3 separate regions of the Homo sapiens genome follow, and all the other regions are linked to region 1. Evidence: chromatin loops called from intact Hi-C (ENCODE). Cell type or tissue: MCF 10A. All regions are shown on one strand. Links, peaks and the distances in the headings refer to the core of each region. The heading gives the core; the rest is flanking DNA.

Region 1 (11,350 bases), core at 1,457-9,456:
ATTGTAGTGTTAGAGAGGACAAATAAAATCTCTTTTCTTATTTTTACCTTTAAAAATAAGGCTAAATTTAATTGTAGGGATAATAAATCAATTTTGTTTTAAATTAAATAGTTGTAATAATAAAGCAAAACATTTCTCAAAATTTAGGAAATATGTTACAAATATTGATTCTGTAGTGAGTAAGAGATTAGCAATATGAAATTCTTGTTACAGAATTTGAGAGGGATAAAAGCACTTTGCCAGCACTGTTTTATAGATGAAGAAATGAGAATTTACTGAGGTTTTGAAGGAGTGTACCTCTACAAGAAGGGGAGAGCACAGTCAGGTTCAGTGGTACTAATTTTATAAATTATTATAGATTATATATTTTTGAAAAAGTATTACATTTCCTGGCAAATTATTATAATTGTAAACTTCATATTTTTATTTATTGCAAAAGTACAAAATTTTGAGATTCAGGGCTTTTCTAGGAAAGTAATTTATATTTACATTATTCTTAACTTTGGATATTAACCTTTTCTCTTGTTATCTGCATATTATACAAGTATTAATAGATGACTTTTAGCTTTACTGTTTTTCTTGAATTTTCCCAAAGAAGTTTGTCCTTTTCACAATGACTAAACTGGTACTTTGTTTTTAGTTAGCTGTTTGATCAGTTCTGTGTACCTATTGATGTACCTTAACAAGTGAAAGTGAATGGCCATTTTATATCTCGAAATGTATTGAAAGAGTTCTAAAAATCTCAATACTGCATGTAAAAGACAACTTGACATTAAAATGATCTGTGATGAGTTTTGGTTTTATATAATGTTATCTTCTTTAATTTCTGAGGCTTAAAATGTTTTATAAATTGAAATATAATATTGTGATACTACATTTACCAAACTATCCAAGTAATATTTTACTTGCTCATATCTTAGCAATTGAAATTTTATGTTGTGCTCTTGAGAGAAAAAAGAAAAAGCATCAAATGGACTTATGATAATTAGAATACTAGAACATTTCTAAATATTACAGTTTATATTTATACAATGTGTATTTAAAAAACCTAATAGCTAAAATATACTTTTATTTGTTTTTAGTTACTTAAATACTTCTGGGAAAATATCAAATATCATCTGGTTAAATGAAATGTTTATATAATGTCATGACTCTCACTTAGCTTGAAATCTGTATTAAATTGAAAGTGATGTTATAAAACTGTAAATGAGATCATAAGTATCTGGCCATATATTTTTGTTTGAGCTTTTAAAAATGAAGAACAATTTAATGTCTTGCGAAAATGACATTTTCATTAACATTAACTTGAAATGGAGAGGATTAGTATAATAGCATACAAAAATTAACTTGTTACCAGTACAGAAAAAATTACCGTGACCATCAAATTTATACATTTGATCTAATAACATTACTAAATAAAGATCATTCTGTGTTATGTATTTAACCTCTCGGGTAATAGAAGATAAATATATCTTAATTTTGTCTCTCTACTTCATGATATCTAAAATAATGCAGGGTCCATTATAGTAGATATTCAGCAATTGAGATGATCATATATTGAAATTGAGATATGAATAGCATTGATAAAGGAAGCATTATTTTAAAATACATTCAGGATCAAAGCCAAGATTGCCTCCTGATGAATTCTCTATCATTATTAACTTAATTTCATTTGACATATATGTGGTACTGAATAATATATGATACTCAATGAGAAGAAAGACACTGGGTTTTATTTTGATAGATTAACCAGGAAAGAGTTGATTGTAGCTCTGTGAGGTTATGCCATGTTATCCAAACAAGACCGATCATTACATTGATATCCTTTTTACTAATCATTTGTATCCAATGCACTCTAATCCAGCGGTAAATATGTATTAATATTTTGCAGTCTTTTTTGAAAAAGTGATACATGTTTAAAAAGAGTGGTTGAAACATCTCTAAGTGCTAATAAGTACTTACTTGGTAGTCTATACTAATGTTGTAGTGGATGCTGAACAAGTTTAGGTGTTAAGCTTTTTAGGAAGAGTGAATGATGGCTAATGATTATTTAATGACATCTCTGGACTGAAAGGCATTTAGCACTCAAAGTATACTGCAAAGCCTATTTCTCAAAGCTTCAGACAGGTTTATTTGGTCTCACCTTGAATACAACAGTGCTGTATTGATTTCATTGGTGTGGATTTAAACACACTATCGGCTTAGAATAGCACTAGTATGCAGTAGAAAATGATTGTCTTAACCCTTATGTTGATTCTTAGCTATTGTTTGATATTACACAGTAAACTTCAGAAATGATTATGAATTTATTTGCAGTATTCTGAGGTGCAGTATGTGACTTTTGAAAATATTTGTACATGCATGTTTATAGTAGACAACTTACAGGAAGGTTTATGTAGAGAAATTAATGTTTAATTCATATTTTGAATTAGTGTTATTGACCATATATTGTATTTGGAGAAATTTTTCTTCTGTGGAAATGGTTGATGTTTCTGTGGAAGGCATGCTGATTTTATTCTGTTAAATCATTTAAGTATTTGATTTCTGTATGGTAATGCATTGATGCTCAGTACTTTGTTTTTGGTATGTTTCAGTATTTCATATTTATCTTTCATATAAAAACAATTTAATGTAGTTCATATGCTTGATAGAATATCTCTTCTGGCATTTTCTACATTTTTTAGATAGCTTTGTACTAAATATATATAACATTAGATACCATGGTCCAAAACTTTTTTTAAGACTTTTTTCTAATTATAAATTTTGCTTGCTTATTATTTTTTAAGGAACATTTAAAACTATACAAGATTTGAAGATACATAATAGAGATTCATGTTGGCATAGGCATCAAATATTAACTAATTTCTATGCAGTAAACACTGAGATTGTAGGTCAGTGAAGATTCTGGTGATCCATCCAGAATGATGTTGCCAGGAATGCCCACTCTGTTTGTGCCCTTCACCTTGTGGCTTGAACACTTCACATACTTAACTTTCCTTATCTATAAAATATCTGTTGTTCTGATTAAAAGAGCAGCTCTGTAATCTCCTTTTTTCTCTAAAATTTTAAAATTCAGCCAGTCATCTTACCTTGGACCTAAGAGATGCTTTACACACTCAGCTTCCAATATGTTTTTTGTTTTTTTAAATCTTAATAGTTTTTCTGTTTTTTTTTAATGAATCTGGAAAGTGATTGTAGTAGGCATATAATTATGTCATTATAACAAATACAGTATTAGGAGGTATATGAATCACCTTAAGTAAAAGGTGGACTTCAGTTTTTTTGTTGATGTTTTTAAAATGGAGGAACTTTTTATCTTTAACATATTTCGAAAGATTTTTTTTCTATGAGTAAATACTATTTCTTATTGAGTATTTTTTAGAAATCAAAAACATTGGATTAAGTATTAGATAAATTATTTTTTCTTTTGCTAATAGGAGAAATTATGTTTCAGAGAAATGATAAGCACATATTAAATTCTTGCTTTGGATTGCTTTTGTCTGTGTTCAGCTCTTATATGGCAAAATATTCGTGACACTGACACTGGTGATTTTATGGCAGTGGTGGTAGGAGTTTTCAGTAAAGTTTATCTCCTCTTGACTTTATGTTCCTTTTTTTGTCCTGCCAGAGAGTCTCAGAGCCTATTGTATATTTTGAAATAACTGGAAGAGAAGAATCTGAGCATTTCTAGCATAAAGAAAAGACAAATATTTAAGGTGATGAATATCCCAGTTACACTCATTTGATCTTTACAAATTACATGAATGTATTAAATTACCACATATACCCTGAAAATATGTACATCTATTATGCAACAACTTTATTTACTTACTTATTTATTTATTTATTTATTTATTTATTTTTGAGGCAGGGTCTCACTCTGTTGCCCAGGCTGGAGTGCAGTGGCACAATAACAGCTCACTGCAACCTCCGCCCCCTGGGCTCAAGCGATTCTCCCATCTCAGCCTCCTGAGCAGCTGAGACTGCAGGCACTCACCACCACACCTGGCTAATTTTTTTTATTTCTTTTGTATTTTTAGTAGAAATGTGGTTTCACCATGTTGCCTAGGCTGGTCTCGAACTCCTGAGCTCAAGCCATCTGCCTGCCTTGGCCTCCTAAAGTGCTGGGATTACAGGCATGAGTCAGCACGCCCAGCATAAAATTTTTTTAAAAATCTCAGAGCAGTTTAAGTACAATAATAGCCATCTTGAGGATGTATGTTTACCAAACATCAATACATATATATTTTCCAGGTTTTTACATATGCTGTTATCTCTGTCTTAATAAAAGACTAGAGATTAGAAAGCCGTCTCTTCACAATTCCAGAGTAACCTAATGATTCAAATCATTGGGAGGGAGATAGATAGGGAGGATTTTGAGGAAACGATTATGTTGTATCATAGCAGAAACAGATTTGTTTTAAAATTAGTTTTGGAAAAATGGCATGACATCTTATAAACCTGAGTATCTGACTACATACATATCTAGGCAAACATTAAACTTTTCCCCTACTGTTTATTTCAGGAGTAGTAGCATTTCCAAATCCATAGTTGTAATACATGAATGAGTTAGATATTCAGTATCTCTAGGCATATGTGCTAAGTTAAACATTGGAATAATTGTGCAAAAAATTCAAGGACTGAAAGCTGTTTCAGTCTGATATTTGCAACAGAGGCAACTCAGAGCCAAATTCGAAATGAAATTAACTAGATAATAGGAAATCCTATAAAGTAGTTACAGGAAAGAGAATATTAGTACATTTTTATATCTCTATATGCTCATTTGAAAAGGTATATAGTAAAAGAAATTATGTATATAGAAAAAGGTCTATGAAAAAAATTTGCCAAATAACAACTAGGTACCACAAAGGTGTGGGCATTAATTTCCAAGATACTATGTTGCCCCTAACTATGCTCCTTTATTTCTACTTAACATCTCACTTACAGTAAAGAAAGCAGAAGAAAAAATAACGTAAAATAAGGTGATCATTTTTCAAAGCTAGAGATCCTTTAGAGGTTCTAATTTACTCCAAACGAACCTTTAAAAAATGGTCACTTTTAGTCACATGTCATTGTTTTATTATTGCGATATAATTTAAAAAAATGAATACTACAGATACTCCTTATAAATGAACAGATGTACTTGTTAATGGCTCAGAAGTAGAGCAAGGCCTTTTTCATCTCAGTTTTATATCACTGAGTTGGTAATGACCCAGGTGAAAATATGTTTTAAGTGAATCCAGTAAATGATTTGTCATTTTATAAATAAAAATGACCTTAGGTTTATTTATTTCTTACTATGCTGAAATGCACAGATATAAAATCTTCATAGGAGGTATTCTACCAGTCCACCAAATGTTGTCTCATGTTTTCTATTTGATCTTTTACAGAAACGTACCATGTCTACCCCGCTATTTTTATAAGTAAATCTCATTGCCAGAGTTTCTTTTTCTAAGTAGTAACTGTATGAGAAAATATCTGAGAATGATATGCTGTGTTTTCAGATTTGTATAATTTTACAAGTCACTACCCACTGTGTTTCTGAAATATTCCTTTTCTCATGGAAATGCGAATAATGGTCTCAGTGTTACAATTTGTAGTTTCTTAAATTTGCCATGTGTATCAGATTCACCTTTGAAAGGTCAATTGAAGCAAAAAAGTTAGACGTTTTTGGAGATAGTTTTTACCTATAAGACTTCTGATTACTTAGCTGCCTTAGATACTTGGGATTACTAAAATCTCAATTTCCTTTCAAACTGAGAATGTTTGCCCTAATAGTAAAGGCAAAGAAAAAAATTAACTTGTTATTCAGGTAGAGAATAAAGGGAAATATAAGATGATGCAGATGGTAGGAAAATAGGTATAGGACAGGATCTTTGTGAAAAATAAGAAATTGTTTCATGAATTACTTGAAAAACATGTGAATTGCCCTCAAAGCTTAAGATTTATAATTATCAAAATAATTGACACACCTTCAGAGGAGTGATTATTTCTTTGAAAAAGAAAATCATTTTAGAGTGGTCATATATTTTGCATTTATCTGATTTAATGGAAAATAGCTTTGTCTATTTTGTCAACTGCACACACATGTAATACATGTGTATACAAGAGGCATTATTTCAGAATGGCTTAATCAGCAGCTGCAGAAAGAAATATGCATTTGCAGAACCTATTGTGTTCCAGCAGGGGGCTATCGTGCATACATACAAATTAATAGCATGTTTGTTTACTTCAGTTTTCAAGTGAGTGGGGAAGTAACACAGCAGCAACACCAGCAGCAAAAGCCTCTTAGATTTGGGGAGCAAATTCCATATGTTCTGTCAGTAGATGTGAGGAAAACATTGGCAGATGTGTCACAAAGTAACTCAAATATGTGTTTAATACAGTGGGGGAAAATCTATGCCGCTAACACAAGATTAGCTATACACACAGTAGCTTTGATAATAATGTGAAAATTTGAAAGTAAATGTGGAAGTGCCCTATGACAGCCATTTTTAATCAGTTCATTTTCTTGATAGGAGGCAAAGAAGAAGACACAGAAAACTTAAAAACTTTATTTTATTTACTTTAGGTGCACAGGTTGAAATTTACATGTTGGCCATACAACCATGTACAATTTTATTTTTTTGTATCACTAAAATTTATTTGACATATTTTGTAGAAATTGCAGAGCTCTAAGTTATGCCAACAAATGAAAATAATATATAATATTCATATAAACACATTTGGTTTAGGAAAAGAACTTAATTACATACATTTACAATGGCATGGATCCACAACATACATCCTCCACATGAGCCTATGAAACCTGGATTCACCACCAGGACAGCGAGATCTTGGGTCCTTTCTCCCAAGCTGGATTATCACCAATCTATGTCTTTGTGTGTTCCCATTTAACAAATTTAGCTTTGAAGTATTTGACTTCAAAGACTTGGGGTACATTGGATGACTTATGTAGCATTTTAAGTTCTTTTAAAGCCAAAGTGTTTTAAAAATGAATATTAACAGATTTTTGTTTGTTTTTAAGATTTTTTTCCTATTGTTAGCAAGCTATTTTGAAAGACTATTGTTATATATCTGATAAAATTTGACATTTTTATGGTATTGTACTTTATCCCTACTTTAAGCAACCCTAAGAATAACAAGTAGGTATGGAAAATGTTTGAGCCATACATATATGGAAACAACTTATTTACACTGTGAAAACTCCACTGAGGGCCAACATTTTTCTCATTATAATTCTAAAACATGTTTTAAAAAAATCTCAAAAGTGTAGTTCTAGCTTGCTTAGGTATCATGTCTTGGTACCTTCACTAAGAATGCTATATACTTATGTGTAGATGTATAATTATGTACATGCAATGTATTTATGTATGTAAATATAGAATTAACATATTTGATTACCAGCATACAATGATAATTAAAAAGATAGATCTTAAAAATTGTTAATATTCCATTAGGCAGCCAGGTGTATCAATTAATTAATTAATTTAGAGATGGGGTCTTGCTCTGTTGCCCAGGTTGACCTTGAACTCCTGGGCTGAAGCAATCTTCCTGCCTCAGCTTCCAAAGTACTGGAATTAGAGGTGTGAGCCACCATGCCCAGCCTCAATTTGGATAGTAGTCAGGAGAAAGGTAAAGTTATTTTGATTAAAGTACATCTAAAGACAATTTGAATGTAACTCACTTTTGAAGATCTAGTTTGAAATATATTTTGATTGGACACATTTCACTATCATGTATTGTTTTAAACTCAATACAGTATACAGTTTTATATATGCTTTTTATAGTCAGTGTGTGCTGATAATGCCATATCACATTTAAAATATCCTTGGGACTGAGAAAATAGAAATAAAATGAAAATTTTAGAAGAATATTTTACTGGTCTGAAAATAGAAATCTTTTGCAGCTTTATTGACTAACATTTGTAGGGCTCTGAATGATGTGCTCAGACTATTTATTTTGACTATATGCAGACATTGTACATAGTAAATCGTGTCTTAAGTCTGAAAGTTCGCTTGTTCTCCAGAATGTCAGTATTAACAAAGTTCACTTTGCTAAGTTTGCTCTTGCTCTTTAATAATTAATCAAAATCTAATATTAGCAAATACACTTTATTACAAATAAAACAAGGCTCTAAAAAACCATAATAGAAAGTATTTTCTAGCTTAATCCAAATTATTTTAGTCTCTACATGTTGCCATTTAGTTTTCTGCTGTGAGATCTTACAGCTCACTGTTTTTCTAGTCATTTATGTAAAGTCTTACAAAGTCACGGTTATTTTTAAAACTATGTCTTATTAAATGCAAATTGTATTTTTCACTTTGGAGGCAGCAAATAGTAAAACCAAATTATCTTTGTACACGTATGATTCTCAAACATATTATTAAATATTTAAAAGTAAAGAAACACTTTTATTGTTTATTTTTATTTATCATGAACCAATAGACATTTCTGACCTTTCAAAAGGTTTTTAGGGTATATTGCAATTTATACTAAATTTAGACAATATTTGTATCATTGTGAATTTCGTTTGGACTCCATCTTGTGCCAGAAATTTCTGGCATAAAATTGTTATGTTAACACAAATCTTAATATAATGTGTTGGGTTAAAAAAATCCTAATGACATGTTTATTTTATAGTTTATGTTTTCAATATGGTTATTATCTTGACGGGAGTTCTGACTGAATTCAACCGCATTATTTTAATTTTTACTAGAAATTTACTTATATATGTCAGCTGTAACAAGTATTATGACACTCATTTCTAAATAAAGAATTGAATGTTTAAGAACAGTTTTTTCAGGTCAAAGCACAGTTCTGAAAGTATTCTCGGAGTAGTAAATTGGTGGTATCTACTTATCTAAGGTTTTAATACCTAATGCAATAATAAAGCCCCATCAATATATGGCTCAATAGCACATATAAAGTATCTGCTAGTAGTCCATCTCTCATAAAACCGCCTTTAGCCTTAATTCAAATCCATTGATTCCTATTCCAGTTAAAACTGAAGAACTTAATATGTCTTTTAATCCTTTTATTGTAAGCCAGGATAAAATTAATTTTACCCTAGCACTGCACAAAGCCAATTAACATGATCTTTAGAGTTATTTAGTAAAGTGCTTCAAACTGTTAAATTTATCTTGACCTCTTGGTTGCACTCTCTGACTGCTTTTTAAATGAAGTAATCAATACCTCATAGCCCTTTAAATAGCTTAAACTTCTCAAATATTTTACCTGTATTCTAGTTAAGCTGTAAGTAAAGTGTTTACTCCAGTTTGTGTAAATCTAGAGTCAATTATGCTAAATCTGAAGACAATTACGTACATTTGAAGAACACTCTGTCAAGTAAATTGTTGTTTTAATCAAAATTAAAGCCTCATATTTTGTTATAAGTAACCCAATAATGAGACCACGTATCATTTTCACACAGAACATGTATTCTGTTTGCAACTTAAAATGTAGAACATTAATGTCCTTTACCATCGCATATAGCTTCTCTTTTCCACACAGGGCTAGTTGAAGGTATTAATTTTCTTACTGTGATAGGGTGATCAACCGTCCTGTCAAGAAAATGGATCTCCATGTCACCCCTTAGCATGATTAAATGGAGGCATGTCTCTGGAAAAAAAATACCAAATTTTCATGAGACAAATGAAACTGTAGAAAGGTTTACTTTTACAGAATTATTTTATTTTTAATATCTCAAAATCTTCCATTTGGTTGTCATTTTATTTGTAGGAAAACATTGCAACTAGTTACATATTTCTTCTGTTAACAGAAAGTACAGGCAAGCCAATAATTTAAAGATATTTCCAAATTTGAAAAATTATAGGAATGAGAAATTGCTGTGTTATTTTTAGAACAGTAGCAGGATGGGCATCTCTCCCTTATAGAAACACTAATCAGTCAGTGTCTCCTTTAGGGACTCCTTTCCTTGTTCTTTTTTACCTCTTTCCTTGTTAATGAAGGGCTATCATCTTTTTAGATTTGAATACTGATAAAAATTACATACTGTAGAATTTCAGCATCAGTAGTGTTAATTGCCAGTTGGGCGGTGTTCTTATGAGCCTATGTACATGCCAACCTTTAAACTACACCAAGTGATGTACTTGACAGCTAATTAAGATTTCATATTTTGGCCACTTAGCAGAGGGTACCTGTTACAATTCTTTCCATTAGCTTAGGGATAAAATTTACAAATGATTGTTTGAAAGTACACTGTTAAAACTTCCCTAAAGTCTTAATTCCTTCCCCTGGAGTGGGAGTTAAGACAAAATTGAGGCAATTAAACAAAAGGAACATAAAGAAGGTGGGGGACCAGGGATGGAGGCGGAGCTCACCAAATGCCCCTGTTGTTTAATTTCCTACTGGAAGCAGCCCATATGTGCTTCTGTGCCCCCTCCCGCTTCAAGCAGTGGCCATTGCAGAGGCTGAACGGCTGGGGTCAATGCCTTGCCTATTGATCAGTATCCCTGCAGTCCCGTGCTCCAGCAGCTGCTTCATTGGCTTCTTTCAGGGCCTGCTTCAGTACATTAGAATAGAAATCCATAACCAGAGCTGTGCTCATCCAAGCAGGGGAAGAAACTAAATTAAATGGTATAAAACAATCTTGAATCAGGAGTTTGTGCCAATTCATCTTGATCTAAGATGTCACACCAGGCTCTCTGTCTGAGCACCTGGGCTAGAGGCAGCCATAGTGAAAATAGATGGAGCTGCGATCATTCATTTGTCAGCTAAGGAGCAAGGCAGCGGTTAGCAATTCCCTTCTGCAGAGGTCAGCTGACAGAACAATCAGTGCAACTGCAGAATAGAGCTTTCCTTTGAACTATTGTTATGGAGCATGCTCTTGCTGAGACATGGGGGAGGGGAGCTTGGTTTGCTTCCTGTTTCAAGAATACTATGTAAAGAGTAAAATATATAGTATGTGAATCTAGATGCTGTGCCACAGAGCTTTTCCTCCTTGTGCCTGTTCTTATACATAAACAAAGTTGGTTTTAAATGCATATCCTGAGATACAGATTATCAAAATGTTAAATATCACTTTTTCTAGAATTAAGGTTCTTCTAAACACAGAGGCAATGATTATTGATTTTTTTTTCTTCTTAGTATGGTTACGCATTTAGGTGGTTTTTTTCCCCCTTTAGTTACCATAGCTATCACAGATTGGTGTCACACTTTGAATCTGTAATAGCATATACCTGCTAATACTTTTTACTGACATTTCCTCTCTGTCTTTAAAAAACTAAAACTTTCCATGAAGAGAGAGAAATGCATACTTTGGTATCAGACTAGAAGATATTTTAATTATTAATTTAAAATATTTTATAAGAAATATAATTCACAAAAT
Region 2 (11,350 bases), core at 1,695-9,694, 340 kb after region 1:
GCATTTTAGGACATCTAATTTCTACTTCCAGAGTGAGCATCCAGAGGTCTACCGCAAAGAAGATAGTACTGTAAGTTAGGAAACCATATAAGGATGGGCAAGTCTCAACCCCTCTGGTCCTTTGTCTCTGTTAAATAAGAAACAGAAGCTAAGAGAACTTTAAGTTTCTCTTTCCATCAATTTGCTGAATAAATTCTCTAATTCAGGTCCCAGAACCATGAGACATAGACCCCACTTTTAAAATAAACTTTATTAAGGTATAATTTATATACAGTAAAATGCATTTAAGTGTAAATTTTGATGAGTTGTGACAAATTTATATACCCATGCCATCACCACTATAGTCAAGATAGAGGACATTTCCATTACCCCCCAAAGTCCCTCTAAGTCCTTTCCCAGTCAATTGTCACTTTCCTCCACTCCAGCCCTAGCTAATCACAGATCTACTTTCTGTCATTATAGATTAGATTACTGTTTTCTAGAGTTAAGCATATGTAATCTGCACTCTTTGATGTCTGGCTTTTTTTATTCAACATGTTTTGAAATCTATCCATCAGTATGTATCAGTTAGTTCATTCCTATATAATGCCGAAGAGTATCCCACTGAATGGATATACCATAGTTTGTTGACATATTCATCTGTTCATGGACATTTGGGTTGCTCTCAGTTTTGGACTATTAAGAATAAATCAGCCGGGCATGGTGGCTCACGCCTGTAATCCCAGCACTTTGGGAGGCGAGGCAGGCAGATCACCAGGTCAGGAGATCAAGACCATCCTGGCCAACATGGTGAAACCCCATCTTTACTAAAAATACAAAAATTAGCTGGGTGTGGTGGTGCATGCCTGTAATCTCAGCAACTCAGGAGGCTGACTCAGGAGAATCGCTTGAACCAGGGAATTGGAGGTTTCAGTGAGCCGAGATCACGCCACTGCACTCCAGCCTGGCAACAGAGCAAGGCTCTGTCTAAAAAAAAAAAAAAAAAAAAAAAAAGAATAAATCTACTCTGAATGTTCATGTACAAGTTAATGTGTGAATATTTATTCTTATTTATTTTGGGCAAATACCTAAGAATTAGTTTGTGTGGTTTCATGGTAAGTATATAAATAACTTTGTAAGAAATTCCAAACTGCTTTCCAAAATGGCTGTGCCATTTTTCATTCCCACCATTAACATGTGAGTATTCCATTTGATCTATATTGTTGTCAACTCTTGGTATTGTCAGTCTTTTAAATTCTGGCTGTACAGGTTTTGTTTTGATGTTTGATTTTAGGTTATGCCTACACAGAAGGGCCCTTAGAGCATTTCGGTGGGAGCTCTGTATTATGCTGCTTGGATCCAGGATGAGTTCAGGTGTCTCAGATTCTTTCAGGTCCAAATACACTAGCCAGTTTCACCAGCAGTCAAGAGCAGGATGAGCCTGATGACTTGATGCCATCTTTACCACCCATACATGAGTCAAGCTTTAAGGTCCTCTGCAGTCAGATTTCACAGTCCTAGAGCCACAGCTAATGCCTCCCTGAGCTCTCCTAGTGGGCGACTGACACATTCTTTAATGAAGAGACGCTGCCTTTGAGTACCAGGAAGTTCTTCTTCCCATTCATGGCAACCCCTTCATCTGATTATATGTTTTAATGAAGGAGAATGAGGAGAGAAAATGAGTGCCAGACGTATCTGGAATGGGTCTGAACAATAATTACATTCTGCAGTGAAATTTCTAAAATGCTCCATTCAGTGTGCTTTGGAAAAGGCTGGCAGGGGAGAACTGCGTGTTCCTGAAAACAGAACTAAGGAAGCGCAATTTAAAGCTCTAGCATAGAAACATGCCTACAACAACTGAAGAAAGCCCTTTCCTTTTTCAAAAGAAAAAATATAAATTGAAGCTCAGTGAAGAGTGAACATTCAGACCTCCCTGGTAATGGATTCCTTCCCACACTGGATTCTAAAACAGTAAGGGAAGATAACAGGGTACATCCAACCTCCTCAGCCCCAGGGAAATTTAACTGGGTGAATATTGGTCGGATACCTCACCAGACTCCAGAAACTGAAGTGCCCTGATCGGGCAGCTCTTTCTTCCTCAGCCAGGCTGTGATTTGTCTACAACTGAAGGCAAAGAGCTGAGGGTGATTATGAGCTGTGTCTCTGGTCTGTGAGGGTGACCACCAGGAAGGCAGTGCTGGTGACACTCCCAGGGGCCCAGATGCTCCCCTAGAAGGTGACACTCCCAGGGATCCAGATGCTCCCCTAGAAGGTGACAGTCCCAGGGATCCAGATGCTCCCCTAGAGGGATGTCAGGTTTCTGCCTGAAAATTCTAGTATTTCCTCTGTACTCCCCAAAGGGATGGAGGCCATGTCAGCCTTACATGTGGGCACCAGAGGCCAATTTTAAGTGTCCACTGGCTGTGGCCCTTCCCCCCGTCCCACAGTAGTCTTATCCCTGTCCTGACAGTTTGTATGGACAAAACTTCCCCTGAAGCTCAGAATGCTGAGAGGTTTTCTAAGCATGTTCCAAGACCTAGGGCTTCTTAGAGATAACATGGAAATGTCCCCCCACCCCCTCAACAAATCCCCGTAGGATTCTATAACAATTCCAAAGTCTGTGCCTTTAACAAAAGGCAGAGAACAGGCATTTTAGAGAACCCATCCAGAATCAGATTTTCTGGGTCCAAATTGTATGACTTTCCTGGTAGTTGGGATTCTCCAGAGAAACAGAACCAGTATATATTTTTATTACAAGGAATTGACTCAAGTATGGAGGCTGAGCAGTTCCAAGATCCGAGAACCAGGAGACGACCTGATGCTACAAGTCCCAGCCAGACTCTGAAATCAGAAGAGTGTGCTTCGGTCTGTGCTCAAAGACAGTCAGGTAGAGAAAAAATTCTCTCTTGCTTAGCATTTCATTCTACTCAGGCTTTCAAAGGATTGGGTGAGGATTACCCCCATTCAGGAGCGCAATCTGATTTACTCACTCCACAGATTCAAATGTTAGTCTTATCCAGAAACACCCAGACTAATGCTTGACCAAATAACCAGGCACCCCATGGCCTAGTCAAATTGTTACATAAAATTAACCATTATAACCTTGAACGAAGTCACTTTGTCTCGCTGTGCCTCAGTTTCCTCATTTATAAAATAGGTGTTATCACAGCCCCTTCCTCACCTGGTTGGTGAGAAGTTTAAGAGAGGCCAAATACACAAACTACTTGGCAGAATGCTTGGAATGCAGTAAGTGCCTTAGCTCCTGGGGAGGAGAGAAGTAGTAGGAAAGAAGCAAAGAGGAATTGGAGAAGGGCTTCCTGGGCTAATTTATCACAAACTTAACCATTTCTTCACCCTTACTGCTAGAGTTCCTTCTCTATCTCTCTTTCTCCATTTGTAGCAGCTCTGATATCCACATTTGAAAAAGGTTCTGATTCCCCTGAGTGACAGTTTCTTCACTTCTCTTTTTTGTCAGCCTCTCTTCATGGAGAATCTAATTTTTCCACTCAGAATTTCTGATGAAGATGAAGGCAGAGAGAGGGCTGAGCATGTCATGGGGACATTGTTGTCAGCCGCCCTGATGTTGGATGTTGTGGGAATGGAGTGACTGCCTCCCAAACCATCTACCTGCTGTTGACACAATGCAAGAAGTCCAAAGGCCTTTTTCCCAGGCTGACCCAGCACCTTGTGCTGCTGAGCTTATTCAAATGACCATTGCATTAAATATCACCGTGGAGACAGTTAATGCAGTAATATTACCAGCTGGGAATATGCCTTACAGTGGAAGCCAAGGGAGGCAAGAGGAGGTAGTGCGGAAATGGTTTATGTGAAAGACGTCTTCCCTTTACACAAAAATGTCCAAAAACTATTAATTTTGGGCAGCAGCAAGGAAGAAATACATGAAAGGAAAATTGATTTCTATTTAAATGGTATGTTTTCATCACCTTTCTTCAGAGCCTAAGCATTCATCTTTGAGTACCTGTGCTAATTGATTTTGAATGCAATTCAACGCGATCGCTGCACAATAATAAATCTCAGGGCAAAGAGGATAAAGGAGGGAACTTGAGCCAAACAGGAAGTGGTGTGACACGTGGCATCTAAAAGGTGTGTCTGTGTCATCCTGGGGTGAGCTCAGGAGCAGTACTGATGGGAGGCGGGATAGTCTAGGCAGCAGGAGCTGCTTGTTTGTATAACAACCTTGAACTTGAACTCTTCCAGCTGATCCAGGGAGTGTCAACTGCTGGGCCACCGCCTGGGGCTCAGGCGACCTGTCCCCAGGCATGCTGTGGTCCTCTCTGAAGGAGGAAGGCACTCTTGTGGCTACTCTTCCATTCTTCCTTGTAGTACCTGTTGCCTTCTTTCTTTTCCAGCTGCCCCCCCACCACTGCCCACAGCCCTGGTCTTCCTGGCAAGCCTCTTTCTTATTACCCATTCTCCCTAAAGTTCATGCCCATTCCTCCATGGGCTGTCACTTTGGAAGGCAAGTGGCTGAGCTGTTCCCTGGAAGATATAACAGAACCATGCTAGAGACCCTGAACTCTACCAGTGATGGAGGAATGAATCTCAAAATAAGAGTCCAGGCTCCATGGCTGGCACATGGGGCAAGTAGAACCTTTGGGATTCATTTGGGTAACCCCCTAAGGGTGCCTGACCACCTCTGCAAGGGCCATGCCATTGTTCATCCCCAGGAGAGGTGAGGCAGGAAGGGGTTGGCAGGAGGGTGAGGGTGCAAGATTGGATAGGAAGAAAAGGAGTCTACGAGGGCTCTTTGCTACTCAGTGGCCATGTGACAGTTTTAATGTTTCTTTCTTGAGCAGAAATATAGCAGATAAAAAAAGAACCACAAATCTGTCAAAATGCCCTGTGCAAAGAAGCTGAACAATCACAAAAAAGTGTTGTGCCCATTCCTGAAAATATTTTCACCACGTGGTGAAAATAATTCATGGGAACTTGGTCCAATCTCCATGCATCGGGTCAGCAGGTGACTCAACTCAGAAGGAAAGAGCAGATGGTGTGGTGAGTGTGCAGGAGCCCGAGAAAAGCTGAGATTTGGAGACCAGTGGTGGTCTGGTGGGCTTGTGCAGTAGTTAGCCATACTGTTTGTACAGGACCAGCTCCAATTCGCAACAGGATCAAATCTTTATACCGACCCACTTGGCATTCCTGGAAGTTTGATGTGGCAGGGCTACTCTTGAGCAGGACTGAACCGTCTCCAAGCGTTTTTCTCTAAATGATTGAGATCAGGAGTTTATTTCTGAGAATGAACAGTCCTATCCAAGATGTATCTACTTAACCCAGAAGCAACATGTATATGAGATCAAAATACAAAGCCATTGCAGTCAGTTTGGGCATGAAGGCAGTTAATCCAAATTTCCAATGCACAGACAAATCATCCCAAGACAGACTGAATTATTCATGGACTTAATGGTTTATGTTTTGTACAGATATCACTTTATTTTTTATGGTAAGAAGTTTAGTTGCCATGTAAGTATATTGAAAATTAAAATAATTATTTCTGTTTACACGACATGAAATGAACTGGACCCTCATGTCCTACATCTCTCCCCATTGCTATCTCTTTCATTCATTCATTTATTTACAGTCTCTATCCTCTTGCAGTTTACCACTTGGTGGGGGAAAGCAAGCATTAAGCAGATAAGCATTTCTTCCTGTGTTGTGGGGCTACGATAAGAGAGATTTAAAGCAAAAAGGCCTGGCCCCTGGCACAGCCGAGTCAAGCTTTCATTTTCCCCCAGCTTGCCAAGATGCGGTCTCTGTTTCTGTCTCCCCACCTGCCAACCGCCCAGGTGGCCCATTGATTTCTGACATGCCGTGATGTAAAATGGCACATCGTGGTATCATTAGGTGCAATGCTGACAAAGGTAAAAGAAAACCCCTTCTGGCTCATGCTGAGAGTTCCTTCTCTCACACCCACCGCTCACTGTAGCCAGTTCCTGAATTGCATTTACAGCCGGGAGGATGCGGCAGCAAAGACACCCCACGGAGGGAGGAAGAGAAATGAAATTTCTCTCGGACCCATTGATCTCTCCTCTGAGCAATTTACTAGTCGGGGAGGTGGAGAAGCGGCAGGAGAAGCGCTTAGGGCTGCTCTTTATCTCACTTCTGAGGGCTGGGGACATCCCTAAGTGAATCTGCAACTCACTGAGGCCACACTCCCTGCTGACAGTCCCTTGGTGACAAACCCCTGACTTTGCAGGACCAAAACCAAGAAAACAGAGGTAGGCAATAATTTGGAATAGGAAAGAGCGGGCATTAACAAGCTAGACCTTAAGACATCCCTTAGGTGATTAAGGGGCTAAGCTGGCAGGATGTGTGCAGGTCCCCCTTCTGAAAGCTGTGCGGGAGCTGGGACTGCTCAGTCAGCTCCGCCTCCAGCTCAGGGAAAAATGCACAATGACTCATCTTCCTCCTAGCCAGGACCAGCAGGCGCCGAGGGAGTGTCTGCAAGCCTTTCCTCCGCACTGGGCAAAGTGTAGCTTCTCATGATGAAGAAAATCAACCTTCTTTGTGCCAAGAGCGAGTCCTGTGACATTCTTTTGCCCCAGGGTCTGTACTATGAGGGGAGTCCTGAACCCTGAGTTCAGAATTTTATCCTGCCTACAATCCTATGCGAAAATCTTCAGCCTTGGTATTTAGCATTCCATAAAATACCAAACCTGAGAGGGAATTTGGGGGTTTTCCCATGATTACCTGAGGGCAGGGCAGACACTGCACAAAGTGTCACTGAGTTCAATAGACTTCTGTGAGTGATCAGGACTAGATATCACAGAGTGAAAGAGAGGACTTTGACCTTTGACTTTTCCTTGGGTACTCCACCCCAATCTCAGTGCCTTCCCCTCCTCACTCTTCCCTGGCCTGTGCAAAGGCTCCAGGCTTTTTCTGTGGTTTCCACCACACCCTCCTGGAGCCTGATCTTGGATTTCTCACTTGCAACCCACCAGGCAACCGTGTAAGGGAAAATCAGCAGTTTCACTGCAGTCTGAGCTGGCACAAAATACAGGTCACAAAGACCCTGCTAATAAAACAGGATGTGGTAAAGATGCTGGCCAAAGCCCACCAAAACCAAGATGGTGATGAAAGTGACCTCTGGTCACCCTCACTGCCAACCTCCTATCTTATCCTGTGACTTAGAATGCCTAATCTCCTGGGAATGCAGTCCAGTAGGTCTCAGCCTTATTTCACCCAGCCCCTATACAAGATGGAGTCACACTGGTTCAAAATGCTTCTGACACAATTAGTATCTTTTTTCTTTAGTGCAATCATATCTTCAATATAATCAAATTCAGTTACTTCAACAGATGTTCACTGGGCATCTATTATATGCTAGACTGTGGGATGACAGCCATAAACGAGCTGACCTAGTCCTTGCCCTCATGGAACAATTGGTATAGAAGATGAAAGGAGATATGGACAAGGAAACAGAACATTCTAATGCAGTATGATAAAGGTGTTGGCATGGGAAGCTGAAAATGCAGAAGGACTTCCGAGCTCCTGAGAGAGGCCAGTGAGCAAGAAGTGATGTCCAAGCTAAAACCAATAAAATGAGCTGGAGTTAGTTAGCAGGCAGAGGAGATAGGGGAGAAAGGAAGGCGCTGCAGGAAGAAGGAAGAACATGTGCAAAGGATCAGAGGCTGGGCATAGGATGAGGAACTGCAGAAAGTTTAGGATGGCTGGAGCTTGGATGATGGATGATGGGGGAAACAGGGAAAGATGAGGCTGGATAAATCAGAAGGGTGCAAAAACAAAGGGTGTTGCAAGCCTGACAGAGGGTTGGGCTTCATCTCTCTTAAGCACACAGAGAAACCAGTGGGAAGTTTTATAATAAGGGAGTGATAGACTCACAGCACAGTTTGAGAAAGATCTTTCTTGTTGCAATAGGGAGGTGGAGTTAGCAGTGGGTGGACAAGCAGGGAGATCTGTCTGAAAGCTCCTGCAAAGCTCCCACCAGGGAGCATCAGAGGGAATGAAGAAAAGAAGGGCCATGGAAAAGCGATTGAGAAGGAAAGTTGATGTTCTCACTGAGACCTGAAATAGGGAACCCAAGAAAAGAGAATCTGTAGTGAGACAAAGTCTTTCAGTTTTAAGGCTGGATGCTGAAGTACCATGCTCCTTCATCATGCCAGGCACAGAGGAGATTTCACAGACACCAAGCTCCTTGTTGTTGGGTGATGTGTCTTGTTCTCTAAGCACCTGGCACACAATAGGTGGTGAAAAGTGGTTTTAGATGTATTCATGAATGAATGCATTAATAAATAAATTTAACACAAGAGTCTCTAACTTCAAAGTTCTTACAGTCTTATCGTAAGACAAGATTATCCTACATCAAACAATTAAAGAACTGCACAAGATAGAACGTAATTAAGTTCTAAATCATCTAGTTTAGGTTATAAGTGCTGGAGTTTCAGAGAAGGGAAAGATCAATGTGGGCTGGAGGAGTTAAGAATGGCTTAAATATAATTCCCTGACATTACAGTACCGTGGAAACAACAGTGCTGGGCTTAAAATGAAGAGATGAAAGCCAACACATTGAGCCTTATTTACCCAGTGTCGTGCAGCAGACCACCATGATTTTGGGGGACTGAATTAGTAACGTTGGCCTTAGGGGTTAATGCTGTTCAGGTGGACTTATTTGTGTACAATTAATAATGGGTTCTGACATAATTAATTCTCATCATATTCTTTTTGTAATGATTTTTTCTATCAGCATGAACATTCACGGAACGTAAATTGAACCATTTTAAAGTATACAATTTGGTGGCATTTAGTACATTTATATTGTTGCGCAACTAACACATTTAGATCCAAAACATTTCCGTCACTTCAAAAGAAAACCTGTTCATTGTATTCTTTTTTCTTCCTTTTTTTTGAGACAGGGTCTTGCTTTGTTGCCCAGACTAGAGTACAGTGGTGTGATCATGGCTCACAGCAGCCTCGACTTCCCGTGCTCAAGTGATCTTCCCACCTCAGCCTCTCAAGTAGCTGGGACTACAGGTGTGAACCACTATATCTGGCTAATTTTTGTATTTTTTGTAGACACAGGCTCTCATCATGTGCTCACGCTGGGTGTTCATTGTGTTCTTGAATTAACAATGCAATACAGTAGACTGAAAAGAACACTGGAGTATGGTACCTTAAGTTCTCCTCTGAGGTCTACAACTGAGTAGTTCAAATTTGACTCTGAGCAGGTCACTAATGATTTTTGCGCCTCAGTTCCATCATTTGTAAAATGGGAGAGTTTGACTAAGATGATACCCAAGATCTCTTCTAGCTTTACAACCCTGTAATTCTAAATACAGTAGATTTATTGATTGACTGTAATATGCAAAAAAAATGATAGTGCATGTGTGTGCGTGTTACAGGGCAGAGATGGGAGGAGGCAGGGACTCCCTGAGACTAAGATGAAACTGAATGATGCATGGGTGAGTGTGGAGTTGAGGGAGATTATCTGGTTGGCTACCCCATTTTTTTTTTTTACTTGGATAGGTTGGTGTTTAACTCCTCATTGAACCCTGGTTGAATTCAGCAATTATGAAGTCTTGCTCCAGAGTTGCCTTGGATACTACCATTAAGCTGTATTTGCATCCTGAATAATTTGATGTGTACTTCCAAGGCTAAATGTTTCTTTTTCTTCCTGCCCCAAATCTTTAGTTACAACTTCTGTTCACCAATTTCTTCTTGCACACTTCATGGAAAGAACTTGTTGCCAGTTCTCTAAATAGCCTCAAAAGTGTACATAGGCCTTATAGTCCGAGAAAATACGTGGAATCTCAAAACTGATAGAGCAATAAGGAAATAATTATGTGCTCGGTCTCCTGGGTTTATAGGGAGACTGCTATAAGGGAGACTGCTATAGGGAGATTGCCACTATTTGGAATTAGTTCCTTGCTATGACGGTTAATTTTATGTGTCCACTTATCTGGGCTAAGGGATGCTCAGATAGCTGGTAAAACGTTATTTTGGGGTTTGTTTGTGAGGGTGTTCCCAGAAGAGATTAACATTTGAATTGGTTAACTGAGTAAAGAAGATCACTCTCACCAATGTGGGTGAACATCATCCAATCTGCTGAGAGCCTGAATAGAACAAAACAGTGGGGGAAGAGTGAATCTGCTGTCTTGGCTTGAGGAGAGACATCTGTCTTCTCCTGCCCTCAAACATGGGTGATCCTGGTCCTTGAGCTCTCAGACAAATACTGGGAGTTATGCCATCAGGCTCCCCCATTCTCAGGCCTTCACACTTAGACTGAATTACATCACCTGCTTTCCTTATCAGCTTACAGACAGTGGACTGTGGGATTTCTCAGCCTCCATAATCACGTAAGCCAATTCCTATAATAAAACTCTTCTTATAGATCTCGTTATATATAGCCTATTGGTTCTGTTTCTCTGGAAAACGCTGACTAATGTGCTTGCCAAAATCTGAAGCTCAAGACTGGAGCTCAGGATCGGATTGCTTACATACATGCAAAAAGACGCAGAAGACAGACCTAAGATATTGGGCATAGGAGCCACAGGGTAATTGCAAGGATTGTCAAAATCATAAGGGCAAAATGCACAATGAAAAGACAGAATAAATTCTTATGTAGCTTGTTAATTGGACAGATTCTGGTGTAAGGCTGACTCGGTTTCATTTCCAGTTCATCCACTTAATAGCTCAGTGATTTAAGGCAATTTACTTAACCTGGTTGGTGTCAGTCAGCCTAGGCTAAATTGTGCTGCAGTAACAAATAACCCCCAAATCTCAGTAGCATAAATAAACAAATGAAAGCTTAATTTCCCACTCACAGTCCCCAAGTTTAACTTTAATTAAAAAAAATTTATTGTACTGAAAAATATCAGTGCAAAAAGGTGCAAAAGTCTTAAGTGAATGAATGATCAAAAATGAATTATCAAAAAGTTAGTATCGGCAACAGAGCGAGACTCCGTCACAAAAAAAAAAAAAAAAAAAAAAACTTAGTATATACCAGGCTGAGGAAATAGCCCCTATCTGGGACATGTTGATCTTGTAGCAGAATGAAAAACTAAATGACAGAATCACATAATCACATAATGACTCAAAGTTTCTGCTCTGAAGTAGATTACATCACTGCTGCTCATAATTTATTGACCAAAGCAAGTTATGCAGCAAAGCCAGGCATCAGAAAGGTGGGGAAGCACAGCAAAGGCTTCAGAGCAAGACAAGCTACTACAGATGTATCCTGTTCTTCCATCTGCAAAATGGGAATTATAACAGTATTTGCCTCAAGTTTGTAATGAGATTCAATTAGATGATATTTGTAATGGGCCTGGCACATGGTAAGTACTAAAAAGATGGTAGCTATTATTATGATCTTGCCCACATGTATCTGTAAATG
Region 3 (11,350 bases), core at 1,200-9,199, 140 kb after region 1:
CTTATAAAATGAGAGCATATATTTTAAAAATTTAAAAATACTGAATACTTAAGAAATGGCAGGCCTTATTCTTGATTGTCCCAAGTTCTTGATGGTACATCGTAGCGCTTAATAGCTGAAGAAAACAAGCTTTTAGCAACAGTTTTTCCAACTACTAGTATGAATAATGTGTCATATATAAGGTATTATTTCCAATTTCCAATGTCTGGGGATGTCCTGCAGGAAGAAGTCAGAGTTATGAAAATATTTATGGAATCTTATATTCGCAAATATAGTGTGAAGAAGTTTACAGAGGCTGTCAGTGAAATGAAATCCTCACAGTATAACCTTTTAGTTTGATGTGAGGCTGCATGGCAAACAATAACAGAGTTCTAAGTCTTTTCATATTCTACAAAATCCATCTGGTTTCTTTGTACTGTGTGTGTTAGAAGAAGCCTGGTGAAGAATTTAGGGTTTGGGGGAATGTTTTTGAATACAGAAATATAGAAAAGTTAAATTTGTTAGATGGGTGGAGATATTAGAGATAAATATTTTAGGAATAAGTAAATATTAGGAAATATATATGAAGTAGTGATAATGGTTTATGTATTAAACTTCAGTTGAACAGAAAGAGAAATCCATAGAACTCTTTTAAACCACTTATTCTGAGGTGACTAAAATAATAGGAAAGAGAAGTAAAAAATTATTTTTAATCTTTCTCCATGATGTCAGCCCCTATATTAGTCTGGGCTATCTAAGTCCTTGAAAAATCTCTAGAAAAAAGGGTGGTGGGCACTTATCAAGGAAAGATGTTCTTTGTGTTGACAGCTGAGAAAAGGTAGAGATATATTATAGTAGAGAAAACAACTAAGGAAAAATAACAGAAACTAATGCAAATTTAATGCTCTTACACTATCATCTTATACAATAAATCCAACAATACCAAGGAGACAGGAGGAAGGATGGCAAGAAAAGTAGAAAACTGCGGAGAACCTTGTAGCTGGGGCAGAAATAGGACTGCTAGAAAACCCCCCTAGAGAACGGACCACCCAAGGCCTTGTCAAGATAGTTCTCTGAACAGAAGGGATCTCCCATCTTTTGACCGCTATGAGCTTCTCCTGTCAACAAAATTCCCTCCACTTCAGTTGCATTTGAGGCAGAATTCTCTGTGACAAATTCCTATCCTCTGGACCTGGAACAGTGCTGCAGCTGGCCAGCGTACCACAATTTCCTCAGCTGGGAGCAGACTGGGCATGAAGAATTGGAAGTATCCAAATATTTTTAGTCATAGAATAAGAGCTCTAGTATGGAAACATTCAGGGAGAATGTCAGTAAACCAAAATCCTGACAGTATAATCCTTCCCTTTATGAAGTAGTTTAAAAGAGATTTATTAGTATTTGTATTTAATTAACTAAAATCACATTTATACTTTTAAAAGCCTGTTATAAACCAGAAGTAATTCAGTGGCCAAGAAGAAGAGAAGGCTTAATGAATCGTATTCTTGCTGATTTCCACTGATCCTGTATTATTTAATTTCCTGTTTTTCTTAATAAAAAAGGTGTCAATTAAGCACGATATAAAAATATTGATTTTTTTCTGCCTTCATTGAATATTATTTTTGTTTCCTGTGCCCCTTTGTTGGGTTATTTTAGCTATATGTACCATATTCTGTAAAAAGATTTATTTTTTCTAATGGGCCATAATCATTTTGTTTTTTAGTGGTTTTGTAATCTATTTTTGGAAGAGAATTTGCTCATTGAACATTTGTAAGCTCAAACAGCACTATTTAACTGATTACTCTCTACTCACAAGCCTTCAGAGAAGAGGAAAGCCCTTTTAAAACTGCAGTGATGCACACAGGAAGTGCATGATTGTATTATTTTCTTATAGTTTGGTTGTTGTTCTAGAAAATGTTCAAAAGCTTTCTTCTTGTAAAAGCTAGACTGTCAATTCTGGGACTGTGCTGTTTATTAAAGATAGCTCTTAATAAATTTCTGGTGTAGAATCTTTAGCGTATAGAGGTTTATATATTCTGGAATTTTAAAAATATTTCTCTAAATTCTTTAGCTTTTCAGTTGAATATAAATATTAGTGGACAATAAGAGATGTAAATGTAGGGCCATGTATAGTGAATCCCAGCACTTTAGGAGGCCAACATGGGAGGATCAGTTGGGCCCAGGAGTTGGAGACCAGCCTGGACAACATAGTGTAAAACCATGAGACCCCATCTCTACAAAAGAGAGAGAGAGAGAGAGAGAGAGAGAGAGAGAGAGAGAGATGTAAGTTTATGTTTAGGGCCCAAAAATAAAAACATTAAGAATGGTTTGGACAAGCAATCCTGAATCAATAGCTAGTAATATAAATTAAGCAAAAATGTCTAGCTTATATTTAAAAAATATGTATATATCACTTGTGGCATACACAAATCTACTAGAGAGTGATGAACAAGAATTCAAGGAGAAGAACACTTCCAGCAGATTTACAGGAAAGGCATCCTTACCGAGAAATGGTAGCTTGTGGTTAAGTTTCCCCAAGGGAAATTGTGGGAGCACTGTCGGTTGAGACCTGATGGAAAACTTGAAAATGCGTTCTGGGGAACAGCCTTAGCCTTGTGCTCTCAATAGTGAGCCTTTTGCATGTTCATTTCTCAGTGGATCCAGGCAGGAGCAACAAAAGCTCCAACTCACTCTTTCCTGATGTATCTATTTTTCTGTGCATGTGGCATAGGTAACTGCCTTAATGAGGTAAAATACACATAAAATAACTTCACTTGTTTTAAGTGCACAGTTTGATAAGTGGTAGCAAATGTATACAACCATGTGACCACCACCATAATCAGGATAAGAACATATCCATTACCCAAAAAGTGTCCTTCTGCCCCTTTGCAGTCAGTCCTCTTCCCCTGACAATCACCAATCTTTCTTGCACTGTGGTTTTTGCCTGATTAAGAATTTTATATAAATGGAATCATACAGCATGTAACTGTTTGTGTCTAGCTTGTTTCTCTTAGCATCACGTTTATGTTTATCTGCCTAACCTGTATTTCAATCTGTTTCCTTACTAAGAACTAATATTAAATTTCTGGATATAGAATACCAAATATGAACCCTAACTAGAAAACTGGGCCTGTCTACACTGGAACCGAAATTCTTTAACCATGTTAAATAAAGGAAAAGCAAAAATACCCATGATTAGAGCAGTCATTACTTTTGGAGTTTATTTCTAAACCTTATTATTGTTTGTTCAGGTTTTCATTCCCTTTGTTTTACCCCTCCTGAGGTGCTTTCCATAATAATATCTATATTTTTAAATAAAAGGAAAAATTGTTTTGAGCTTCAGCATTTTGTGATAATTTCATAGTGTCTATGATAATGTACTATGCCCTGAGTTGTCTCGAACCCAGACTAGAAATCTTTGGGTCAGAAAATGCTTACATAAAAAAATTAAACATAACTTAAACCTATATGTGACTGTACTATAATTTTCTTTATTGATATGAACATACATATAGTACAAATAAATTATCTAAATGGATACCTATTTTTGCATCCTAGAAAAATGTAAACTGTGCATTGAAAATAATTATCATAAAAACTAGGACAGGAGTTATTTCTGTAGTCAGACTTTAGCTGCATACATTTTTGTTAAGTATCCAGGAAAGTTTTCCACAATGTGTCTCTGAATTACTGTTTATCGCATCCTACACCAGAAATTATTTAATTAGAAAAATAGATTGAAGAGGATATAAGAAGCTATTCTATAAGCGAAAAGAGACTAAGAAAGTAAGATAACTTGTTGGCTGTCACATTTAGTGATATAGTATTTAGAATATATAATCATGTCTTTTACAAACGTGTAAAATGTTCTGTAACACTTGAATGGCTGCAGCTGTCAGCTCATTTTTTCTGGATTAAGTTTGGTCAAGAAAGAAACCGCCTCATTTTCTAGTTGTCATTTGCCCAGGAAGTAAAAGCAAAATTGTAATGAGGGAATCACAGCAGGAGAGCCTCCTAACAAATGAGAGGCATATATTGACTGGCAGCCAGCATGCCATTTCAGTGATAAATGTATTTTTATACACTGCTGTTCAAGGTCACTCACTGTTGTCCTTGAGTGTGCAGCCATCAAAAGTCATTCAGTTCACATTCTAAACAGTTCTAATAATCAGTGCAAAGATGCCTGACTTTAAAAAATCAGTTATTAATTTTATACAACATTTATGTAAATTATACATCTTGATATTTCACTGCAGTTTCATCTTGCTATTGTTGAAAATTGTTGAGAAATCAAAGAAGATGTAAATTTATGAGGCATTTGTGAGATGCATTAGTATAGATTTATTACAGTGTCCACAGAAGCCAAACTTAAACATGGATGAACTTCAGTAATTACCCCTTCTGTGTTTTGTGCTTCTTCAGTGTTTAAAATTCATAAAGAACTTTTATAAATCTAAGCATTCCAAAACAAAGCTATTATCAATTTAAGACTAATGCTATGTTTGAAATAGAAATTATACTAAAAAAATACAAAAAAGGACATTTTGCTTTTAGATCTGCCTCAATTCAAAGGAAATGTTGTTACTTTTTGAACAACATTTAAAAAGCACTCTTTTTAAAGTCCTTTAAAAAGTCCTTTAAAAAGCACTCTCTAATTACTCAGAGAGAGTGATCTAGTTATTCACCATTTTGTTACTCAAAACTCAAACACACTTTCTAAATATAGAATGAACAAAACCATGTTGTTACTCAGGTTTTTGATCTCCATAAATAGCAAAATGTTCAGGGATTAATCTAGTATTAAATAGCTGTCTTTTCAAAGTTAAATTAGATGCAAAATGTAATGATTTGGATCACACGAATCTTTCAGTAAATATTTTTTAAAATATTATGATTGTTGGATTTAATAATCCTTACGTTAAATATGTGTTCACAGTGCATATTCACAGAAAATCACGGGGCCCTTTATGGTCTGTCTTCAGACTAATTTGCCAACTATGCTTATCTGACTCCACTTCATTCCTTGCACTGTAAATATTGATCATTCTGGAGGGCTTTTTGTTTGTTTGTTTTTCCCCAACAAGCTATACTCTCCTTCCTTTAGGCTTTTGAATATAGTATTCCCTCCGCATGGAGGGTGTGTGTTATACCCTTCACATTATATGTATGTTATATCATACCCTCCGCATTATATTATACCCTCCACATGTGTGTATGTGTGTGTGCGCGCACACACACACCCTAGCCTTTGTAATCATTCATACCCAGAAAATCTCCAAGGTTTCTCACCTGGCCTACACAGTAATCCCATAATTTAACTTCTACCTGAGGTTATGGGTGTAGGAGGAGGTAAATGAATGTCTCCCTGATTTTAGCTTAGAGCTTTGGATGAATCTAATATCTAGGAGCTCCAGATAGGTAATCTCATACTTCCCTCTGACATCCCACACATACCACCCTGGCCTAGTACCACACATATATTCCTCCTGTATATCCAGAGATGTTAGAAGTTATATGTCTCTGGTGTCTACAGTAGACAATTAAGTTCCTTGGGGCTGGCTTGGACCTTGAAATGCTTTTCCCCATAGAAACTATTATAAATAGTACTTAGGAGATTGAACTGGCACTATAAATTCTACAACATTAAGAATTCTCTTGGCTTTTGGAAACTGGCCCAGAAATCTATCTGTCGCATTGTTCCTGTTTAAAGGTGTGCAGAGTTCCAAACAACTGAATTCCAAACAAACTTTAGGACCTCTCATTTGATGGCTGCCCATGTGGAAACACTGCAACCTACTAAACGTAAAAATGTCACTAGCAGGTCATTTTAAAAATTACCACATTGCATACGGAATAGCCAGGAGTGACACAGTAAATATACAGAACTACAAATAGAAGGATTTCTTGTATTTAAAGTTATATTAGTTATCAATATTTTACAGATCAAAACAGTTCTTACAGTTTCACTCTTTTTTAACTTTGCAAGCAGAATTTGCCTTTCAGTGAGCCCATTATGACATTGAGTTCTGAGTTTTTCATAGCTGGAACAGGAAGTATGAGTCAGATTTCTCAGTGAAGTCTAAACTTTCCAAAGATGAAACCCATAAATGGCATTTGTAGTTCTGTATTAACTCGTACTCACACCTTGAGTTGAAGGCCTGTATCATATTTAAAGAGTACTCTTGGGTTTCCTGGTTGACTTCCTTTGTAATTTAACCTTTGGCAAAGCAGTTATAAACTCTGACACCTGAACAGTCATAAATTAAAAATCTGTATTTTATAATACCGTGTCAGGCATCTTAATGTACAATGCTGTATCTAACCACTAATCTCAATTGACTGTTAAATAGAAATGTTTAGCATAAAACTATTATCATATTATAAAAAACTGTTTAAAAAAATGATGTCCTTATCATTTCTAAACTATAAAAGCAACTAAATGTATGTTAAATAATTTTTTTTGTTAATAATCTTCCTTTTTTAAAAAAAGCAGAAGCACAGTTTTAGGGAGCATGCATTTACCATATAATATTACACTTACCATGTAATGTTATAATTTTAATTTCAACATTTAAAGTGATCTGGCAACTATGACTCTCATCTCTGAGCAAGTAAAATATTTTTATGGAAAAATAAAATAGTGCATAGGAGTATGAAATTGTTTATACCAGGAAAATCTGATAAACTTTAAGATTTCAAAGACAAGCTAATATGAAATCTGGAAGACTGTAAGCCAGTGACTTATGGTGGTTCTTCTGAGGGATGGGATTTGATGAGTAAGTATATTTGGGTAGGGTTTTCAGTTTTATTATAAGTACCCCAAAAATAGTAGTACTATAGGTAATTTTTAGTTTCTTTTTTTATATTTTTCCCGGTGTTTTTCAAAGAAAAAAATATTTAAATCAGGGGTGTCTTAATCTTTTGACTTTCCTGGGCCATACTGGAAGAAGAAGAATTGTCTTGGTCCACACACATAAAATATACTAACACTAATGCTAGCTTATGAGCTAAAAACAAAAAATCTCATCTTTTAAGAAAGTTTATGAATTTGTGTTGGGCCACATTCAAAGCCATCCTGGGCCGCATGTGGCCCATAGACCACAGGTTGGACAAGCTTGGTCTAAATAAAAATTATGCTTCTACTAAAAATTATTTTTGCTAATGCAAAGTTCATATATAAAGTCTTTTAAGCCTCAGAAGTGTGTCCAAACTACCTTCTCATATACTTACTCCTAAAGGAAAATATTATATTAAATGGAAAGCTTCTGGTTGAGTTTTAGATGCTTTTTTCTTTAAAGTGAATAAAATTAGCATGCATAGTATTAAAGTGTGCCCTTAATAGCATCTGTAATAAGGCATAGAATGTTATTTTAAGGCACACGTCTCTGGGTCACATGCATGATAGTAATTATGAGCAGATTACTAACAAAGTGCATTCTGTGTTATAAACAGAGAGCATCACAGGATTCACGTCTGCTTGGAAAGAACATAAGTTAAAACATCAAAGCAGTTTTTTTTTTTTCTTCAAGATTGTAGTTATTTAGATAGCTTGTCAGTGGTAGTGCAACAAGTGGGCTTGTGTTATTGATTTTCACCTGTATTACCACAACATTTTTCATTGACAAATATTAATTGCTTATTAAGTACTAAAGAGTTTGATGGTCCAAATATTGAATTTTGTAATGAATTGACCTTTTAGTTTTGCTTATCATTAGGCAGTATGATTGCATTAAAGATACAAAGGTTTAAGCCAATATATCTCCCACTTTAAGAACATTAAATAGATATTCCTCTAAAATTTAATTTTAGTGATAGGATATTCACTTTCCCTTTCATTCAGGTAAATTACCTTTGGCCAAACTATAGGGAATGCTTATATAAATATGAATTGTGTGGCTATAATTAGTAGTAAAGTATCCAGCATTTTTTGCATTGATTCTAGCTTATGAATACAGAGACTAATTGAAATTTGTATCAAAACCAAATTGGTGATTATGATCACTAATGTAGATTTTTTAAAGTCATTAATTTGGTTAATTTTTTTGTGTGTTCGAGAAGAATCTGCATATCTAAGTGAGCAACCAGTACATATGTGTGTATGTATGTATACAGGCATGTACATCCACAAATATATACAAGTTCCAGTTTAATTCCTTTTTTGTTATCTTTCCTAACTTTTTTTTTTTTTTTTGAGACGGAATCTCGCTCTGTCACCCAGGCTGGAGTGCAGTGGCCCAATCTCAGCTCACTGCAAGCTCCACCTCCCGGGTTCACGCCATTCTCCTGCCTCAGCCTCCCGAGTAGCTGCGACTACAGGCGCCCGCCACAACACCCAGCTAATTTTTTGTATTTTTAGTAGAGACGGGGTTTCACCATGTTAGCCACGATAGTCTCGATCTCCTGACCTCGTGATCCACCCGCCTTGGCCTCCCAAAGTGCTGGGATTACAGGCGTGAGCCACCGCTCCCGGCCTCCTAATGTTTAATAGTATATTTTTTCTTTTTATAATTATACTTGGAGAAAAAAATAATTATACTTGGAGAAATCTTAAGTATATTATACATTGGGCTTTCTAAAACATAATTTGTGGATAACTGATGAAATTTAAAGTTAAAATTAGAGAAATTAGAGTGTTTTGAGTTGGCAAGTATTTGTAGATTAAAATGTTAAATTTAATTCAAATATATGTTTTTGATTGCAGAAATTTGACTTTTTAATAATTGATTTTCTGATCTCTGAGTCAGATAATTACTACTTGATAAAGGGTTATCATTTAAAAGTTTAAATACTGTCAACCTTCAAAGCAATTTTGTTATTAACTACATTAATTTATCACAAAATCCTCTTTTAAAGGTGATTTGTACATTGGGAACAACCTTGAAATATTTAATTTAAAAATAAAATATTAGATAAAATATTATATTTCAGGTCTACAATGTGTACAATGAGCCCAGGTCTTTCTTTTCTGCCCACCCCTTATACTGCTAGTGTCTCCTGTCGTTTTATCCTCATCCTTTTGGTCTTTTCACTCTATCTACTCTTCATGGACTTTCTCAACCATTTACATTGGATTTTTTAACAAACATTCCTGGAGAAGCTGCTGTGTACCAGGAACAGGGCTGAGTGCAGGGTCTATTCCTTCCACATCTCTCTATGTGCTGGTTCCTCCCAAATCTGCCTTTCTTTTCATAAACCTGTTCCTAAGCTCCAAATTCATTTTCCTCACTCTCTAACATATTTCTGTGTGCTCAGTCCCTCCACCTGAATTCTCACACTGAGCTCATTATTTCCTCTGACACCTTCCCACTGATCCCTATCCGCCGCGCCCTCCCCAGGGTCTTCTTTCGTTTGTGCCTTCCCTGTCCAGGTCACAGCAGCACCACCAGCCCCGCTTGCCCTCTCCTTCCTGTCCATGCCCACTTCCTCATTCAGCTCCCCATTTCTCTGCTACATTTGCTTCCCAACAAGTCCTTCTTCCTTTCTGTTTCCCTCTTCTCCACCCTCTGCAGAATTTTCTTAAAACTAGTCTGATCTGACCATTCTCATATTTAAAAACTTCAGAAAACTCTCTATTGACTATGAATTAAGTCCACATTTCTTGACACCACAAGAAGGCGGCTTATAGCCTGGCCATAGCTGCCTTTCTGCCTCGTTTTCAAGCCTGCCTGTCTCCACCTCTCCTCGCCCCCTGGTGCTCCCCTAGGCAGAGTGACACGGGAGTGCTGGCCGTTTTCTTGGACCCCTCTGAAGTCTTCACTTGGCACATGTTTGCTTAGACTCATCTCTTGTTCTTCTCACCAACTTCTGGTGGTCCTTTAAAGCTCAGTTCAAATACAACCTTCTCTCTGTACCTTTTTCTGACATCTCCTGCCGCTGGACAGAAACTACTGTCTCCTCGTCTGTGTTTCTGTGACATCTTCAGCACATCTCTATTACGCTGTTGATTGCACCATACCATAGTCGCTTACTGTCAACCTGTTGGTCTCCCATTCCTAGATTCACTGGCAGGGGTCCTATCTCATCTTTATACTCTGATATCTTGCACAGGACCTAAAACAAAAATCTCAGTAAATATTTTTAACTACATTTTCCTAAAACTATTTAATCCCATGAGGTAGGCAAGACAGATAATATTATTTTACAAATAAGCAAATCAGAAAATTTTACCTATTCATAAAACCAGCAAAGACAAATTTTAATCCACTAAGTGAAAGTGGATAGTCTAAGTATAAGTCAGAGGACTGACAAGTAATGTCAGTGTTATTTTGCCACAGTAATTACTCTGGGAGATTTGCAAATGCAATTGCTATGTGAAAAAAAGACATATATTGCATATTTTATGAATATTATGATTTTAATAGAAAAATGTTGGATGTTATATCAAAAGTAGAAGGTTAATTTTATCTTTTTGTAACTTGGTATTTCTTTATATTTTTATTGCATTTATTTTGAACAATGCAATTGTTTTACTATTAAAATTGTATTGGGAAAAGTAAAAATGTGAAAGGAGCTTTAAGTTAGAAGGTATTCATTCTAGATCAGTCTCTAAGAAGTCACCATCATCAAGGGAATTCACTTTTTGTTTTTTTATTTCAATAGGTTTTGGGGGAACAGGTGGTGTTTGGTTACATGACTAAATAACTTGGTATTTCTTAACAAAAGGAATGAACCTTGTAATGCAGAACAACATACAACATAAATTAGGTTATGTTCCAGACTAATCTAATTTTTCAGTTTTAATAAGTGGAAGAGGCATAATAAACTACACATAAAAGTGTAAAATTTCTAAATCTGTAATGTGTCCTAGTGAATATGTTCTATCATTATCCAAAATAAACATGAATCCAAAGGTATGGTAATGTTGGTTAATATATGTATGAATTTTAGAATTTTATTTTATGTTGTAATGTAACACTTTCAAGCATTTCTCTTTTCAGAATGGTGAAAATGTTAAATACTTTTGAAACATAATTTCAAAAAATATAAATTCCCTAGCTTTATAATCTACATCAGACAATTTTGTGTCACCAGGCACTATACCAGGCAAAGGAGAGGTGACAAAGGAGCGGGAACACATGTGAAGATCCTGACCTACTGCTCTAACCAAACCATCTTCCGTTAACCATAACCCAAATCAAAACCCACGAAAATGCCAAGTCCCATCATGACGGACATTTACTTAGGAATGTGATTGCTGTCCAGTGAGTTAGTGTGTACATGTGTCTGCTGAAGTCCTGCCATGTAAAAGCCTGAAATGTCTAGAAAGGGTGGAGATAATCAAGACCATTCATGCTGCTGAGGAACTCCATGTGGAAGCAGGAGGGGAGGGATTTATTTTCATAGCACAGTATAAGACTTCTAGCATGTGTTCAAA

Evidence for each region. A loop is a pair of places that touch in the nucleus more often than their neighbours do. Peaks named below come from ENCODE experiments on the same cell type or tissue, not always from the same donor. Only the 100,000 strongest peaks of a DNase experiment are listed, where the experiment ranks them.
Region 2: a loop joins it to region 1, with 3.0 times the contacts of the local background. A loop is called at or near these places in 2 of 110 quality-filtered maps.
Region 3: it touches region 1 in a loop (2.2-fold over the local background); 10 of 110 quality-filtered maps call a loop at or near these places.

What each region holds. Positions count from the first base shown.
Region 1 is chr18:56,863,179-56,874,528 of GRCh38, forward strand. All of the region lies in intron 20 of WDR7 (WD repeat domain 7), which reads left to right. Among named protein-coding and RNA genes, the nearest start is that of WDR7-OT1, 170 kb to the right of the region's middle. RefSeq lists an enhancer at 10,544-11,132. In MCF 10A, for the core only: a CTCF peak has its summit at 6,172 (motif pointing right); no DNase peak of the experiment used is centred there.
Region 2 is chr18:57,204,096-57,215,445 of GRCh38, forward strand. No RefSeq gene overlaps it. Among named protein-coding and RNA genes, the nearest start is that of LINC02565, 39 kb to the left of the region's middle. RefSeq lists enhancers at 5,744-6,943, 5,872-5,981. In MCF 10A, for the core only: no CTCF peak of the experiment used is centred there; a DNase peak (open chromatin) is centred at 6,416.
Region 3 is chr18:56,998,831-57,010,180 of GRCh38, forward strand. All of the region lies in intron 26 of WDR7 (WD repeat domain 7), which reads left to right. Among named protein-coding and RNA genes, the nearest start is that of WDR7-OT1, 35 kb to the right of the region's middle. RefSeq lists an enhancer at 6,148-6,197. In MCF 10A, for the core only: no CTCF peak of the experiment used is centred there; a DNase peak (open chromatin) is centred at 6,031.